Linked DNA regions of Homo sapiens: region 1 is linked to region 2. Evidence: chromatin loops called from intact Hi-C (ENCODE). Cell type or tissue: IMR-90. All regions are shown on one strand.

Region 1 (8,000 bases), 650 kb after region 2:
AACTTTTTTCTCTCTTTTTTTGCTCTGCTAAAAATATGTATAACTCAACCAACCTACTAAAATCAAAGAATCTTTAATTTTCTTTTTCCCATAGCTTCCAGTTTCTTGGATGAGATTTTTCCATACAGTTATCTTAATATTTCCTGTGTCCTTACTTAAAGAACAGTTCAATCTGGACCCTTCACAATCAAATTCTTTCTTGATGATTGCCTGATTAATAGAAAGGTGGTGGTTATAAAGATCATGTTAAAATGATTTACACCTGTCTTCAGAAAAAAATTCTGCACTGGTATATGAAAATAAATTAGTGATATTCTGGGAATTTAGAATCTTGTTCCCTCAAAGTCTGCCATACTTCTATTTCACATTGTTGCAATATACAGGGAGCAGTACATCTCCTGTTTTTCTCATTCACATCCTCACCTAGCTTTTGAAGAATGCTGAAGGTCTGTTGAAATAAGATCCCCTTTTAGGAAAATCCAGATACTGTTTTCCTCAAAAGATTATTCTCAGCTCATGTGTTCAATAATCTTACCCTTTCCTAGATACTCTATCAGCTTGCCAAGAATGGATGTGAGATTCACCAATTCACACTTTCTCAAAGTGTCTGGAGCAAGTAAGTCACATTTCCAATACATCAGACCGCCCCAATCCCTTGGTCACGATATTGAAAGCTTTCTTATATGATGAAACAGATGATTAAATTAAAACTAAAATAATCTACTTGACACTAATTATTTGAAAGACTCTTTTCAAAGGCAACCTTATTCTGGAACAGTCCATTTTAAAAATATATGACTAAAATATCTGACTAGCTCTCTCCCTACCATGTAGCATGTATTTGTTGCTATAAACACACTTAAGAAGCTGAGAGCTTTGCTCCATGCCCTTAGGAAAACTTACCATATGAGCTAGGCCCACAAATAAAATAAAACTTGTAATGTTTAAAGATGCTTTTCAGTCAAAATGTTAAGCACCTTTTCAAAAAATGGCCTTAATCTGTTTTGTTCATCTGCATAAAATTCCTAATTCAAACTTTCATTGAAATGAGAAATAATTTTAATGGCCATTACCACACCAAACTTCCTTTAAAGGACAAAAATAAAGGAAAGCTATAAATGTGGAATTACCAAAACACATTTATAGATTATGATTTGGTGCGAGAAATTAGTATTCAAACTGTTTTCTTGTATTCTCACGTAGTAGTGGTTGTAATACAGTGGTTATCAATCCAATAAAATCCTATTTATTCACAGTATTTGAGGAACTGAGTGGCCTATGGTTAAATGAGAAGAAAATATAGTTTTAAAATGAATTAAAACACCATACAAGCATTTTCACTCCTGCATTCTTTAAGTATGCCCTCCCTAAAGGCCCTCTCCATCCTCATCAATAGCCATGCTAGTGTGTAATAGCCACTCACAGGGCTCAAAGCACTTGCTCTCGTTATCTCTCGCCCTAATTTATATATCTGCTTTTAAATTTTTGGTTGACCTTTCCAGTTCAGATTCTCAATAAGTGAGAATTTATCATATAATCATAGTAAGCAATAAAATTAACTTTTATAAATTAACTTTAAATATTTATGTGGAATACCCTTGAGAATTATACAATACTAATAATGCCTTATTATATCATCTATAAAAGAAAAATATATAAAGATTAAGATCATATCTAATAAATATAATTTTAAAAAGTTAAATGATATTCTAAAGCCACTCAAATCAGTAAATAATATCCTCTGTTGCCTTCTAAAGAGGCTGTTCCAGAATCTGGAATCCATGATCAAGTGACTCAAGTACCTATTGTTCCATTTACATGCAACAGTGTGGAAGATGCTTCAGAGGTCAAAGTAACTCAACTACAAACACAAACAGTACCATTAACAAAATATTATGGAAAAATAATTTCAATTTGTGTAAAAACACACAGGATATTTGCCTCACTGATTTCTACTCTCAGAGGCAGTCAGGAAAATAAAATTGGGGTTGACAAGATTATACTCTGGTGATTAAGTTTTAGACAGATGCCATATATGTGGTATATATATGGATATTCATTATTCTATAATTTGCCTGAGTGAATTTTCAATTGCTTTGTTAATTCTGACCCCACAGCTTACAGAAAATACCATTTCAGAAGTCCATGTTCACAGAATCTTTGCAATGAGGATTCCCAAGAAGAACACTTATGCATGTGCCAATACCTCAGGTGACTCTTCCTCACTTTGAGGGAAGCACCTCCAAGAAAACAGGTGTCCCCTCAACCAGACTCCAAAAAAGGCCAGTCATAAGGAGTATACTTTTTCTGTAGGCCAACTATATAGGCTGCAGAATTCACAAGCTAGTGGAAGGCTAAATATTAAAGAGCTAAGCACACAACTTTAAAAGTCAGAAAAATAGCAAAAAGAATAAACCCAAAGAAAGAAAAAGTAAAGAAATAAGGATAATGGAAATAATAAAGATAACATCAGAAATTAATGAAACCGAAAAGGGATACAATAGAACAATACATAAAATCAACAAAGCCACAAATTAATGCTTAAAAAGATTATGAAACTGATAAATCTCTGGCATACCTGATCAGTAAAAAAGGACAAACAATTCTAGTAAGGAAAAGAGGAACAAAACTACATATGCAGTGGGTTGTAAAAAGGCGAGATAATTTGATGAACATTATGCTAATAAATTTGAAAATGTAGGCGAAATGGACAAATTCCTAATACCTTATAACTAAATAGTACAAAAATAATGCAGTGCCTAGACTTCAAACTAGCTAGTATATAAAGGCACTATTAAACTCAGAAGAACAAGTTTCAGAAATTCAACTGTACTATTTCCTATTAAATTATTATTTAGTAATTTAAATTTTGGCTCCAAATGAGTGAATTCAGTTTTTTGGTTCAAACAAATAAAACTAAAAATTTTAATTAAACTATTTCACAACGAAGTATTATGGTTAACAACTGCTCTAAGTTTAAGAATGATGTCCATATATTTTTAAATAATTTATTTAATCCAGAGTTTTCCTGAAGTACTTCTATTTAACTTTTGGGATTAGTGGATACAAGTTTATACATGCTGTCAAGTGTAAAGTGATTAGGATTTATTAACTTTCTGAAACTTAGCTGAATGACCTTTGTACTCCTATATTTAACATTAACTTTGACTGCTTTATTCCAGTGCTATGTGAGCACAAAGAGCAACAAAATCAAAGAATTATATAACTAGGTGAGGTTTCAGCCCTTTATAGATGAAGAAACTGAGACCCAGCAAAGTCAAGTCCTTGCCCAGGTCATTATACTGGCTTAGCCTTTTTCCTTCAACACATAAAGTTATGGTAATTCTACATCCTGTGGAACATAATTCTTTCCCATCACCTTAACTATTACGGTAATATGAAGCTATTGTTCAAACCCCAAAATGCATCTCTCTGTGGCATACTATTTAGAGCCAGTATAGCCATTAACATTAGGGGACTTTCCATACATTGCATAAAGAGACTATTTTCCTATTTGGTTCCCAGACTCACCTATTATTCTTTGAAATTAATTGCATTTTCATACATAAAAATCTATCATAAATAGGAGAAAAGGAGGAAATCGCTTTATCACTGAGACACAAATTGAATTTTGTGATTAATAGTTAAAGTCTTCTCTGTCATAAATATATAATTTTTCAATAACCAGCTACTTAAAAAATGAGATTTTCATATAAAGCACAAAAACTATCTATTGTTTTAACATCTCTCTCCTTTTGTCTTCCTGGTTTAAATGCCTTGCTGACTGTAAAGTTCACAGTGATAATCTGTTCTTCCTTATAATAACCTGGCACAATCTTACAGCCTTACTTTAGTTTCTCAGATTAAGGGTATGAACCAAGACTGTGTTGAACAGTGCTCCTTTGATTCAGTCATGCAAAAGTTATCTGTCAGATGGTAATATACATAGGTAAAAAGGGGGATATTCACGTACTCATCCAAATTTTTTCTACATAATATCAAATTTTCAAATAATGAGACATTTGAATGATTCACATAAGAAAATAGAAGTCTGGCATTATGGAATCAAAACATCAAGATGACTGAGTTTCCCTTTTGCATAAGTTCCCAAGATGACCACCACAATATTGCATCCTACATGATCCTCTTCAGTGTGCACCTGCCACTCCCCCACCAAGGAGTGGGGTCTCATTTCCATCTCTCTGAATCAGTGCTGGTCTATGAATCACTTGTAACTAAAAGAATGCAGTCAAAGTGACTCAGTGTAACTTCTAAGCTTAGGTCAGAAGAGGCCATGCAGCTTTTATCTAGTTCTCCTGGGAGGCTTACTCTGGGGAACATCCAACTATCTGGAACTATCATGAGTGGAGAGGCTACACATAGACACTCTGGCTGACACTCTCAGCTGAGCCCAACAGTCCTGCTATCCCTGCAAAGGTACCCAACATGTGAGTATGGAAGCCATCCTGGAAGTGAACCCTCCAGCTTCTAGTCATCAGAATCCCCACAGCTAGTTGAAGCCCCAGACATCAGAGAGCAGAGACAAGACATTTCTGATGTGTCCTGTTCAAACTGTCAACCCACAGAATTCATGATCATAATAAAATGGTCACTGTTCTATGCCACTAAGTTTGAGGTGGTTTGTTATATAGTTTGTAGGTAACCAAATGAGCATGTTTTGACCTAAAACAAAAGCTGTTAAGACTCTACATTACTGCTGAACCTAGTAATAGGACTAATTATTCTAATTTATTGGTTAGGTAACCAGATAGCCCAGAAAGCTAAAAAGATCCTTCAGACATGACTCTAATTGAAAGGAAGAGGAATACACTGTTACACAGAGGATGTGTGTCCTTAACAAAATGGGACCGTGTCCTATGTACATCCGGATGTGAAGGACAGAAAGGGGCTAAGTACCAGGAAAAGGCTGGGCCAGGGAAGGAAGAGCCTTTTATAGCATAGCTATCTCATTCTCCAGTTACTGCCAGGCAACCTACTGAGGAAACTATGAGTCTCCCAGGGGCTCGTACGACAAAGAACACAGGCAAGGGGAGGTGGGGAGATAAAGAACACATAAGTTGTTCCTCCACCCTTTGAGGTACAGGATGACACATGGATAATGTACGATCACAAAAGAGAGAAGGAAGCCAAAGATATAAGTAACCATACAGCCTTGAATACCAAAGAGGAAAAATCAAGGATTTTAACTATCTTTATCTTTTATCTTTCAAAATTCTGTAATATATTTATGGTTTAGGTCTCTTTAAGTAATTGATATCAAAGTAATTGTAAATGTTCATCATCAATTATTTGGACTTTTCCTCTTAATTAAAAAGATCATAGCATTATATGAAGCACACTCATTTGATGCCACAATGCCACTGATTCTTTACATGGATGGTATTAATTTACTTCTTTTAGAATATTTTCTTTGACATACTGGGTGCTCTTGGCAGAAAGTTATTCCTGGAGTTTTGGCAATATTGAACTCAAATGCCAAGCTCCAGAATATATTTTTTCCATCAGAAATAATTTAAGGAGAAGCTACTTCCCACCTGACCATTCCTCTATGCTATGGGCCATTTTCTTATTTTCCTTCTTTAATGCTGGAGGGAGGATACTCTCAGTAGATGCAGGGACTAATTCACTACAGAAACCCATCTGCCTCAGTGAAACCTATAACCCAACAAAGGATGTTATATTTTTTTAAACAAAATAAGTGAGAAACTACCAGCTCAAAAGCAACATATTTGGATAGTCATTGTTTTAAGGGGCTGAATAGTCTTATATTTCACATTCCACATTCTTCCCCAAACCTCTGTTCCACAGTGTGGCAGGTTTACTGAGTCAACTGTACCGTGCTGGTGCTATAATATTAAAGTCGGCTGTCGTCTGCAACAAGCGAAGGAAAAACTTTTAGTCAGATGAAAACACAGAATGCTTTTTAAGATTATGGGCCCTTACTAAGCATGCTTTGATTTAATTAATTATGAATAATGGAAACCTTAGCAGGCTGTGTTACATGCTCGTGAATCACCTCCTGAGGTGTGAGCGAGTTGAGCCTGGACTTTCTTCATGTTATTTATTGCATTCCCTGCTTCTGAAATGTAAGCTGAATGAGGCGTCCCTCCTTCTCTCTCTATCCTTTCCTTCTACTTCTCTCTCCTTTCACAAAGCTGTTAGTGGTGGATGGGAAGGCAAAGCAGAAGCATTGTCCTTTTCCCTATGTGAAACCTGGCCTGACCCAAATAATGTCAAAATAACCTTTTAAGAAACAAAGTTTCCCATAGTTCAGTTGATGAATTTGGAAGGAAAAACTGCATAAACAGAATAAATCAATGAGAAGTAGTTTCCTAATGACAGAGATGAAACACTATCTGAATAAGAAGAGGAAAAAAATAATAAAATTAAAAGGAAAAATATGAGAGCAGCAAAGAAACCTACCTATACTACAAAAAAATATATCTAAACCACAGGGAAGTAACTGTTGCCAGTGCCAAGAAAACCCATGAATTATGGAGCATGAATAACTATAACAGGAAATATACACTGAAAAATTTCAAAGATTCTAACAGTAAATATATGCCAGCTTTTTCTATTTCATGGTTTGGCTAAATATCAGTGTACAGTGAATGTGTGTATATTAGTACCCAGAATCTCTCACCTTAAAAATAAAAAAGACTGCAAGGTAAATAAATAAATAGGCAAGGTGAGAATAAATATAAAAATTTCAATGACGTCTGAAGCAACTTCTAGACCTTTATCAAAAGCATGAACCTCATAGCGAGAAGAATGTTCACTAATGTTATGCATTGCTCAGCTTATGTTAATTTTGTTTTACCACATTATAAAAGATATGTTTTAATTGATTTGTTCCAACATCCGTCTACTAAGACAGCTTTAAAGCAGATCAAATCTTCATTTCCTTAAACTCAAAAGTATTGTCTTTCAATTTATACAAATATTTTAGGCCAGAGGCAGTGGCTCATGCCTATAATCCCAGCACTTTGGGTAGCTGAGGTGGAAGGATCACTTGAGGATAGGTGTTCAAGACCAGCCTGGGCAACACTGCAAGATCTCTTGTCTACAGAAAAATTTAAAAATTAGCTGGACATTGTGGCATTTGACTGTATGTCTCAGCAACTCAGGAGGCTGAGGAGGGAGGGTCACTTGAGTCTAGGAGGCTGAGGCTGCTATGTTCATGCCACTGCACTCCAGCCTGGGTGACAGAGTGAGACCCTGTCTCTAAAAACAATAAAAAATACATAAAATAAATAAAGAAATATTTTATGAATTAATCTTTAAATCACACATACCCCCTAAATCCTGTAACAAGAAGACGCTAACAAATTCTATACAAATTTTTAATCATTCATTTTAACTTCATGAAAACCAAAGTTTACCAAATCTACGCAAAAAGATAGATACCTACATATTTTAATACAATGAAATTGGACCACCAAGAGAAAAAAAAAAACCTGGAAATTTAAATTCAGTTTATCATGTAAGAACACTTATATTTTAATTTATAAGCTGAGAATCCAATTCAACATACTAATTTTAATGACAGATGAATTTGAGAAATACATCTTTTGAAAACTTTCTTTCTTTTAGAAAACTTGACAACTTTCTTATGATCTTTCTCTTAGATCATATTAGTGTTTAAGACAATTAAATTGAATATGTTGCTCCCTAATTCCTCCACTCACTGTTCTATATATTTCTCCACATATAAAACTCACTGTATTATCCTCATGAAAACTTTATAGACTATATTAAGATCTATGTTAGAGTTACCTTAATTTTCTCTCCAACTACTTTCTCTCTCCACAACTCATAACTAAAGCACTTCTCATAAGTAATGGCATACACTGAAAGTCCCAAATTAAGAAGAAAGAAAAAGATCAACACTGGCTAAACACAACTGAATTGCATTTTAGAGCCACAAATTTAAAACATTATGACAACACATAGCATGGCTGCTAAAGGGCCCCAGGATC
Region 2 (8,000 bases):
TTACCAAATCATATAATTGGTATGAAGTTTAGTGTATTTTGGTAGGACAATGTTAGGGAAGCAAAATGTCATTTATTGGTAAAAATGTAGGCATAGGGAATGTTTTATGTATGTATACAAAATTATGATTTAGGATAGGAAAATAATAAGATGGTGATTTAGTTATGTATATCAAAGACATTCCTTTCCTGACTTTTGAATTTAACAGAAGGACTAGGTTCTTGTTTACCAAAATATTCTAAGAGCAATCTCTAGTGTCTAGTGAAGTTGAACAACAGAATTTCCATATTCAAAAAGTAAATGTCAACTAAATAGAAAGGCCTTCTAAGTTTGTTTATTCAAGATTTTATTAATTTTTCTGGTTACCTTCTCAGCTTTCTAAAAGGAATAAATTTTATTTATGTATATATGCATATATTTGTGAAGGGATACAGACAGTAAAACAGAGGAGAGGAAAAGGGAGAAAAGGAGGGCTTAAAATTTTAGGCTTTTAGTTGCAGGTAGTTTATTTAAAATTTATTGGAATCCTTAATATCATTAGCTTTGGTTTGTGTTACTATTTATTAACTCTTAAGATTCTTATTTTGAAATTGATGATCAGTGTTTTATAGCAAAAAGTAAACAGAAGGGCCTACTTTTATTAATTTCAAGATTTGCTCCAGACGGGGATCCCTGATTCCTGTGTATCAGATCTTCAAAACTGTGGCCTTCTGTTACCTGTTACCTTCAGTAAGCAGCTTTGTTTTTGTTAGTTGTGTTTTGTCTTGTCTTGTTTTTGTATTTTAGTTTGTCCCTACTTATCAGTTTTTAGAAATAAAATCTGCCTCTTGGTGTCAAAACTATTAATAATTCTTTGTGGTGGGGTGATATTTTAACGTAAGTGCATAATTCCACATGTTCACAGCAGACTGTTAGATGTGTAATCCATGAACTCTTAGTGTGTACAAAATGCTCACATAACTGAATATATTAAGCACTTAAGCTTATCTATGTTACAGAATTGAGATTTTTATCACTATATATTACAGTGTCTTTAAAACTGTTTGATTTGTTCAGGAAAGAACTAAGTGATTTTTTTTCTCTACTGAATGAGGAAATTGTCACTTTAATGTGGCTTTAGTTTCATGATTTTCCTCCGTAGAATACTGAGTGCTTAAAAAGCAATCTCAAATATTGTGCTATAATGTTATAATATAGGAAGGATACGGCAGTATAGTTATAGTAATTAAAGAGACTAGTGGAGGAAAAAATTATTTTTCATTTAGAATACCTGTAACCTTAGCTTCAAAGTTTGAATTTTTAACATTTCTTCCCTTTGTGAAAATGTGGGACTATATTTCCTTTGGCAAAGTTTTTCAAATGTAACATGCACTAATTTTCAAAAGAAGAACACTAAAAGCATGTAAATTACTCTAATTCGAAAAGTTATCCTTTATAAAGGAATGAGGAGATTATTTCTTTTTGTTAAAGCATGCGAAATATCATATACATTGGTTGTGCTGTTGTATCTGAGGCAGTAAATAAATAAAAAACTATTTGTTGTTGTCAACAGAAACAGCAATTGAAAATAGAAATGAGGTTTTCTTTGCAGTTGATTCTTTTCAGCTCCTGGCATATCACTTTGCCCTTTGGAAAGACTTTTATTTCAATAGCCAGCCATGTATATATTTACCTTTTCCAAAGAAAATTGTAGTACTGATTACTTTTTCTGTAATTGTTATGGTCTTTCTTTTCTTAAAATAGCAATATATGAAAAATATTTAGGAAAATGTAATGATTGATGAATTAGTCTTACTACTTAATACTGCTTTCAACGAACATAATTAACTGATACTCCTTAAGGACTTTAAACATAGTACTCAAAAACTGTTACTGAATGAACAGCTAATGTGCTTTGGAGTAGTGACCATTTGGGAAAAGATGATTGTAGGATTGACCTCCTAGTGATATACAATCAATGTTTTTAGACAGTGTCTTAAAAAAGTTAATAGGTTCCATTAAATGCAGTTCCTCAGACACATAAGTTTCCCCAGAACAGGTTTTAGGAGTAATAAGTACTGGGACAATAACAACTACATACTAATTATTCCAAACATTAAAGAACAGAGGTTTTTTGTTTTTTGTTTTCTAGTAGAAAAACCTAAGTTTAGAGTTCTCAACTTTCATTTTTTTCTAATATAATTGAGCAAAAGCACAACAAAAATGAATATATGATGTTGATTTTTGGGCTCATTTTATTTTTTTCTTCTTTTTTTCCCACTCATGGTACTACTGTGCATTGTGACAGGTTCAAAATTAAAAATAATCTGTAAGCAGGATGTTCAGGTCATCATGATTTGATGTCTGGATGCTGATTTGTTTTTAACATATAGGAAAAAAAGATAGCCATTTGTCTATGCTGACTACTTAAGAGAGAGGTGAGGATTTGATGAGATCCTCAGCAGTAGTGGTGGGGCATACATAGGGCATCAACTAGCATGGTGGGTAGGATGGGTGAATGCAGATTCTAAATATATTAGAAGTTCCTTGCCTGGAACTCCTACCTCCTTCTTTCTTCAAGAATCAGTTCAAATTTATTTCTTTCATAAAATATTTTAGCTTGTACATTCATTGTCACTTTGTACACTAATCATGTTGAATTATAATTGTTTACATGTCTTTTTGATAAAACTGTAGGCCCATGAAGCTTAAGGGGGGTAGTAATTTATTTATATTTTTGCCTCCAATGTTTTCAGCCAATGATTTGATTCATAGTAGATGCATAATAAATGCTGGTTAAAAAATGAATAAAAGTATTTCACTTTATAGGGTATGGCTATCATGAAAGAGAATGCAGTGGATCTGTGAGGAGCCCTGTAAAGTTTTTCAACTTTTAAGTAATGATAAAAATATTTTTATAAAGTAATGTCTGGGGAGGTCGTTTTTTTCCTCCAATTTGCTTTTCCAGTTTAAACTATCTTTATTTTTTGTTAATGTATAAGTACTCCATGTTTTTGCTAAAATAGTCAAACAATACAGAAATGTATGAAGTTAAAAATCACCTGTAAGGCCGGGCACGGTGGCTCATGCCTGTAATCCCAGCACTTTGGGAGGCCAAGGCGGGCGGATCACAAGGTCAGGAGATCGAGACCATCCTGGCTAACACGGTGAAACCCCGTCTCTACTAAAAATACAAAAAATTAGCCAGGCATGGTGGCGGGCGCTTGTAGTCCCAGCTACTCGGGAGGCTGAGGCAGGAGAATGGCGTGAAGCCAGGAGGCGGAGCTTGCAGAGAGCTGAGATCAAGCCACTGCACTCCAGCCTGGGCAACAGAGGGAGACTCCGTCTCAAAAAAAACCAAAAAAACAAAAAACAAAAAACAAAAACAACAACAACAAACCACCAGTAATTCTTTCCCCAGTGATGACCATTGTTTCTTACTTGGATATGTCCTTCCAGACTCCTTTTTAAAAATATGTTTGTCTTCTCTCATTTCCTTTTTAAAATTTTATAAGCCCTTTCTAAAGATACTGTTTTGAAATCTTAATTCTTTACTCTTCACATTGTGAATCTATAACCTTATATTATACAGAATGTACTTTGATAATTCCAGGTGACATTTTCAGACCTTAAATTTAACTTTACTCCGTTTTGAAATATATTTTTGCCTTTGCTTCTATGATATTATACCTTCCTGATTTTCCTGATTCATTGTGTTGTATTCCTCAAGATCTAGTGCTTTTCTCTTCTCACTGTACCCTTTTCTTGGTAATCTAGTCTGTGTCTATGACTTCAGTTAACCACTTTGTATGCAAGACTCCCAAGTTAACAGATCCAGCCTAGGCTATTGTTATGACCTCCAGGCCCGCATACCGAACTATTTGATGTCGCTTTTCTTGGATTCCATGATGGATCCTCAAATTTGACGAGTCTAGAATTAAATTTATTATATTCTTCCTTTGTTCAGACCTTCTCTGTCTAGTATTCCCAATTTTAGTCAAGAATATCTTTCTATCCAGTTGTGCAACCTGAAAACTCTCTCTTACTCACTATAACTAATCCATCAACAAATATCCCCTCATCATTTACATAACTGTGATATACTTACGGATTTGTTTAGGACTTAGTTTTAATCCGTTGATCTGTATGTCTCTCTTTACACAAACCTTACACTTTTAAGTAAGAGGATTTATTGTTTTTCTGCATTACAGGGCTATTCCCTTTATATCATTATTCTTTTAAAAATTGTAGGTATTCTCAGACAATCTACATAGACTTCAGAATCTTCCTGCCATCTTCTGTCTCACAGTCCCTTTGGAATTTTTATTAGATTTGCATTAGATGTATTGATTATAGAAAATTTATATATCCCCAATAATGAGCATTCCCATCCAGGAATATGTTGTGCATCTTGATTTGCCATTTGGGTCCTTCAAACAAGTCACACATTTTTTTATATCTAGGTTTTCACAATGCACCAAGACTGTTGTTGCCCTTGTGCTGGGTTATTTTAGTTATGGTTGGTATTGGTTTGTCTGGTGTTTAGCACAGTCCCTGGCATATCACTCACAGTAAATATTAAGTTTTGAGCAGTGTTTAGTGTATAGGGAATCTTTCTTTCTTTTTTTTTTTTGTTTTAAGTCATGCAGTCTTACTCATTTTATGATTTAAAAATTTTTTAATTTCATTATCTTGAATAGTTATAGACACTATTAGGTGCAAATTATAATTTTGTCTTCCTTTTAAAATTTATACTTCTAATTTCTTTTACTTGACCTATTGGGTTGGGTAAAATCTCTCTAACAATGTTGAATTAATAGGATTGGCATTAATAGCTAATATCTTTAGGTGTCTGTTTTTAAATGTCAAAATCCATTTATGTTTTGCCATTATAAATACTATTTGTGGGTTTTTTTTCACCCTAATGCTGTATTGACCAATGGAAGTTTTATATTTTGTTTGCTTAGTTTATTTTTATTTTAATTTAATTAATTAAATTTTTTTTAGAGATGGGGTCTCACTCTGTCATCCAGGCTGGAATATAGTGGCACAATCATAGCCCATTGTAGCCTCCATCTCAAGGACTCAGGGGATCCTCCCTTCTAGGCCTCCCAAGTAGCTGGGATTACAGGTATGTGCCATCATACTCTGCTAATTGAAACAAAGTTTTTTTTAATCAAAGGTTTGCCATATTCAGTGACACATTGTATGGTCTTTTTTCCTGTAGTTGACTTACATAATCAGTTAATAGACTTTCTAATCTTTAACTGCCCTTGCATTTTTGGAAAGATTACTTCTTGTTCGTGATGTTTTGTGAGATCGTTCCTCTTGTGCTCTCTTTGTCATGTTTTGGGGTTAGGATCATGCCAACATAAAATGAACTGGGACAGTTTCTTTCTTTTTGGAAATTTGTCCTTTCTTAGAACAGATTTGTCCTTTCTTATTTTTTATTTTATTTAGGTCTTCAAATTCGTTGGCCTAAAGCTGTACATAATACTCCTCACCCTCCCACTCCAGTGTTTAAATAATCTTATTGAGGCCTGGTATTATATTATTTTTCTTGCTGTTACTAACAATACTTTATGTTTTTTCGCCTTCCACTTGGTCAACTTATCAAAATTTAGTCTATTTTATTGAGCTTGCAAAGAAGGAAATAACTAGCTTGTTTGCTTCTCTGTCTGCTAATTTATTTGGTTTATTTTGTTTTTATAATCTTCTTAAGATAAGTGCTGGCTCATTTATTTGTTATATTTTCTTTTGTTTTACATTTAGCAGAGTGTTAATCTATGATTTTTTTGCTCTTACTAGAGCTTTGATTGAACCCTCTAAGTTTTTATGTATATATGTAAAAAAGTATATCATATGTATGATATGTGTATGAAATTAATTTGCTTTAATTAGCTTTTAACCTTTTCATTATAACATAGATCACAGATACAGGAAACCATTCAAAACAAATATATGTCTTCGTGAATTATTTTAAGGTAAACATGCCTGTAATTATTACTTAGGTCAAGAAATAGAACTTTGCCAGCCACTGCAGAAGCTCTTCCATGTGTTCTGTGCCAATCACAGCCCTCTTTTTCCCTCCAAAAGTAACTTCTGACTTTCAGAATAATAATTTATTTCTGTTTCTTTATGGTTTTGTGACTTAGGTGTGCGTCTCTAGACACTATAGTTTAGTATTGTTCATGTTCATTTAAAAAAACTATTTTTCTTTTTTTTTTTTGAGATGGAGTCTTGCTCTGTCGCCCAGGCTGGAGTGCAGTGGTGTAATCTCTGCTCACTGCAACCTCTGCCTCCTGGGTTCAAGTGATTCTCCTGCCTCAGCCTCCCTAGTAGCTGGGATTACAGACGCGGGCCACCACACCCAGCTAATTTTTGTATTTTTAGTAGAGATGGGATTTCACCATGTTGGTCAGGCTGGTCTTGAACTCCTGACCTCATGATCCACCTGCCTCAGCCTCCCAAAGTGCTGGGATTACAGGTGTGAGCCACTGTGTCCGCCCCCCACCCCCCCTTTTTTTTTTAAAGACAAGGTTTTACTCTGTTGCCCAGGTCAGAGTGCAGTGGCATAATCATAGCTCACTGCAGCCTTCAACTCCTGGGCTCAAGTGATCCTCCTGCTGAAGCCTCCTGACTAACTAGGACTACAGATTCATACCACCATGGCTGGCTAATTTTTCAATTTTTTTAGAGACAGGGTGTCTCACTTTGTTGCCCAGGCTAGTCTTGAACTCCTGGCTTCAAGTGATCCTCCCAACTTGTCCTTTCAAAGTGACAGGATTACAGGGGTGAGCCACTGAGTCTGGACTATATTTGCCTTTGAAGACTTTCTTAAACAATAGGTTTTCCCTCCAGCCCTTTCTTTTCTTTATATGTTATTCACTGAAGTACCTGAGTTGTTTGACCTGCTGAGTTCCTTGTAGTCTGGATTTTGTCGATCTTGTCTTCATGGTGAAGTTAAACATTTTGTTCTATATTTTTTTCTAAGTTGGCAGGTACAGTCAGAGTTTGATTGCATTTAAACTTAATCCCTTAGATAGGACTATAGGTGCCATTGTATTTTCTCATCAGGAGGCACATAGTATCTTTTTAAAATTTTAAATGTTGGCAGGTATTGATTCTCAAACCCTGCATCCATTAACTCATCACATCATATGTTATATAGTGTTTTTGTTATATAAAGTAACTAGAAATGAAATGTTTCAATTTGATTATCTAATAAGGACTTTTTTATCATTAAAAAAATTCTAGATTTGGCCGGGCGCGGTGGCTCACGCCTGTAATCCCAGCACTTTGAGAGGCTGAGATGGGCGGATCATGAAGTCAGGAGTTCGAGACCAGCCTGGCCAATATAGTGAAACCCCGTCTGTACTAAAAATACAAAAAATTAGCCGGGCATGGTCGTGGGCGCCTGTAATCCCAGCTACTCGGGAGGCTGAGGCAGGAGAATCGCTTGAACCCAGGACGTGGAGGTTGCAGTGAGCCGAGATCGCGCCGTTGCACTCCAGCCAGGGCAACAGTGCAAGACTCCACCTCAAAAAAAAAAAAATTCTAGATTTGTATTGTGGTCAGTGAATGTGAATTCCACATTCTCACAATGTATGAACATGATCTTTATCTCCTCTTACATAGGAAAATTTGCAAATATCCTGTGGCATTTGTAAAGATTATCTTATTTTCCTTGTCATTTAAATGTTTTAGGCCGGGCTTAGTGGCTCATGCCTGTAATACCAGCATTTTGGTGGGAGGCCGAGGTGGGCAGATGACTTGAGGTCAGGAGTTTGAGACCAGCCTGGCCAACATGGTGAAACCCGATCTCTACCAAAAATGCAAAAAATTAGCTGGGTGTGGTGGCCATGCCTGTAATCCCAGCTACTTGGGAGGCTGAGGCAGGAGAATCGCTTGAACCTAGGAGGCAGAGGTTGCAGGGAACCGAGATGCCACTGCACTCCAGCCTGGGCAACAGAGCGAGACATTGTCTTAAAAAAAAAAGTTTTACATTTATATAGCTATTA

What was found. Peaks named below come from ENCODE experiments on the same cell type or tissue, not always from the same donor. Only the 100,000 strongest peaks of a DNase experiment are listed, where the experiment ranks them.
Region 1: it touches region 2 in a loop (9-fold over the local background); 1 of 110 quality-filtered maps calls a loop at or near these places.

The regions. Positions count from the first base shown.
Region 1 is chr3:16,914,001-16,922,000 of GRCh38, reverse strand. The region is part of intron 1 of PLCL2 (phospholipase C like 2); the gene reads right to left. Among named protein-coding and RNA genes, the nearest start is that of MIR3714, 15 kb to the left of the region's middle. RefSeq lists a silencer at 4,462-4,561. In IMR-90, no CTCF peak of the experiment used is centred here; a DNase peak (open chromatin) is centred at 4,170.
Region 2 is chr3:17,559,129-17,567,128 of GRCh38, reverse strand. The region is part of intron 2 of TBC1D5 (TBC1 domain family member 5); the gene reads left to right. Among named protein-coding and RNA genes, the nearest start is that of TBC1D5, 180 kb to the left of the region's middle. In IMR-90, no CTCF peak of the experiment used is centred here; no DNase peak of the experiment used is centred here.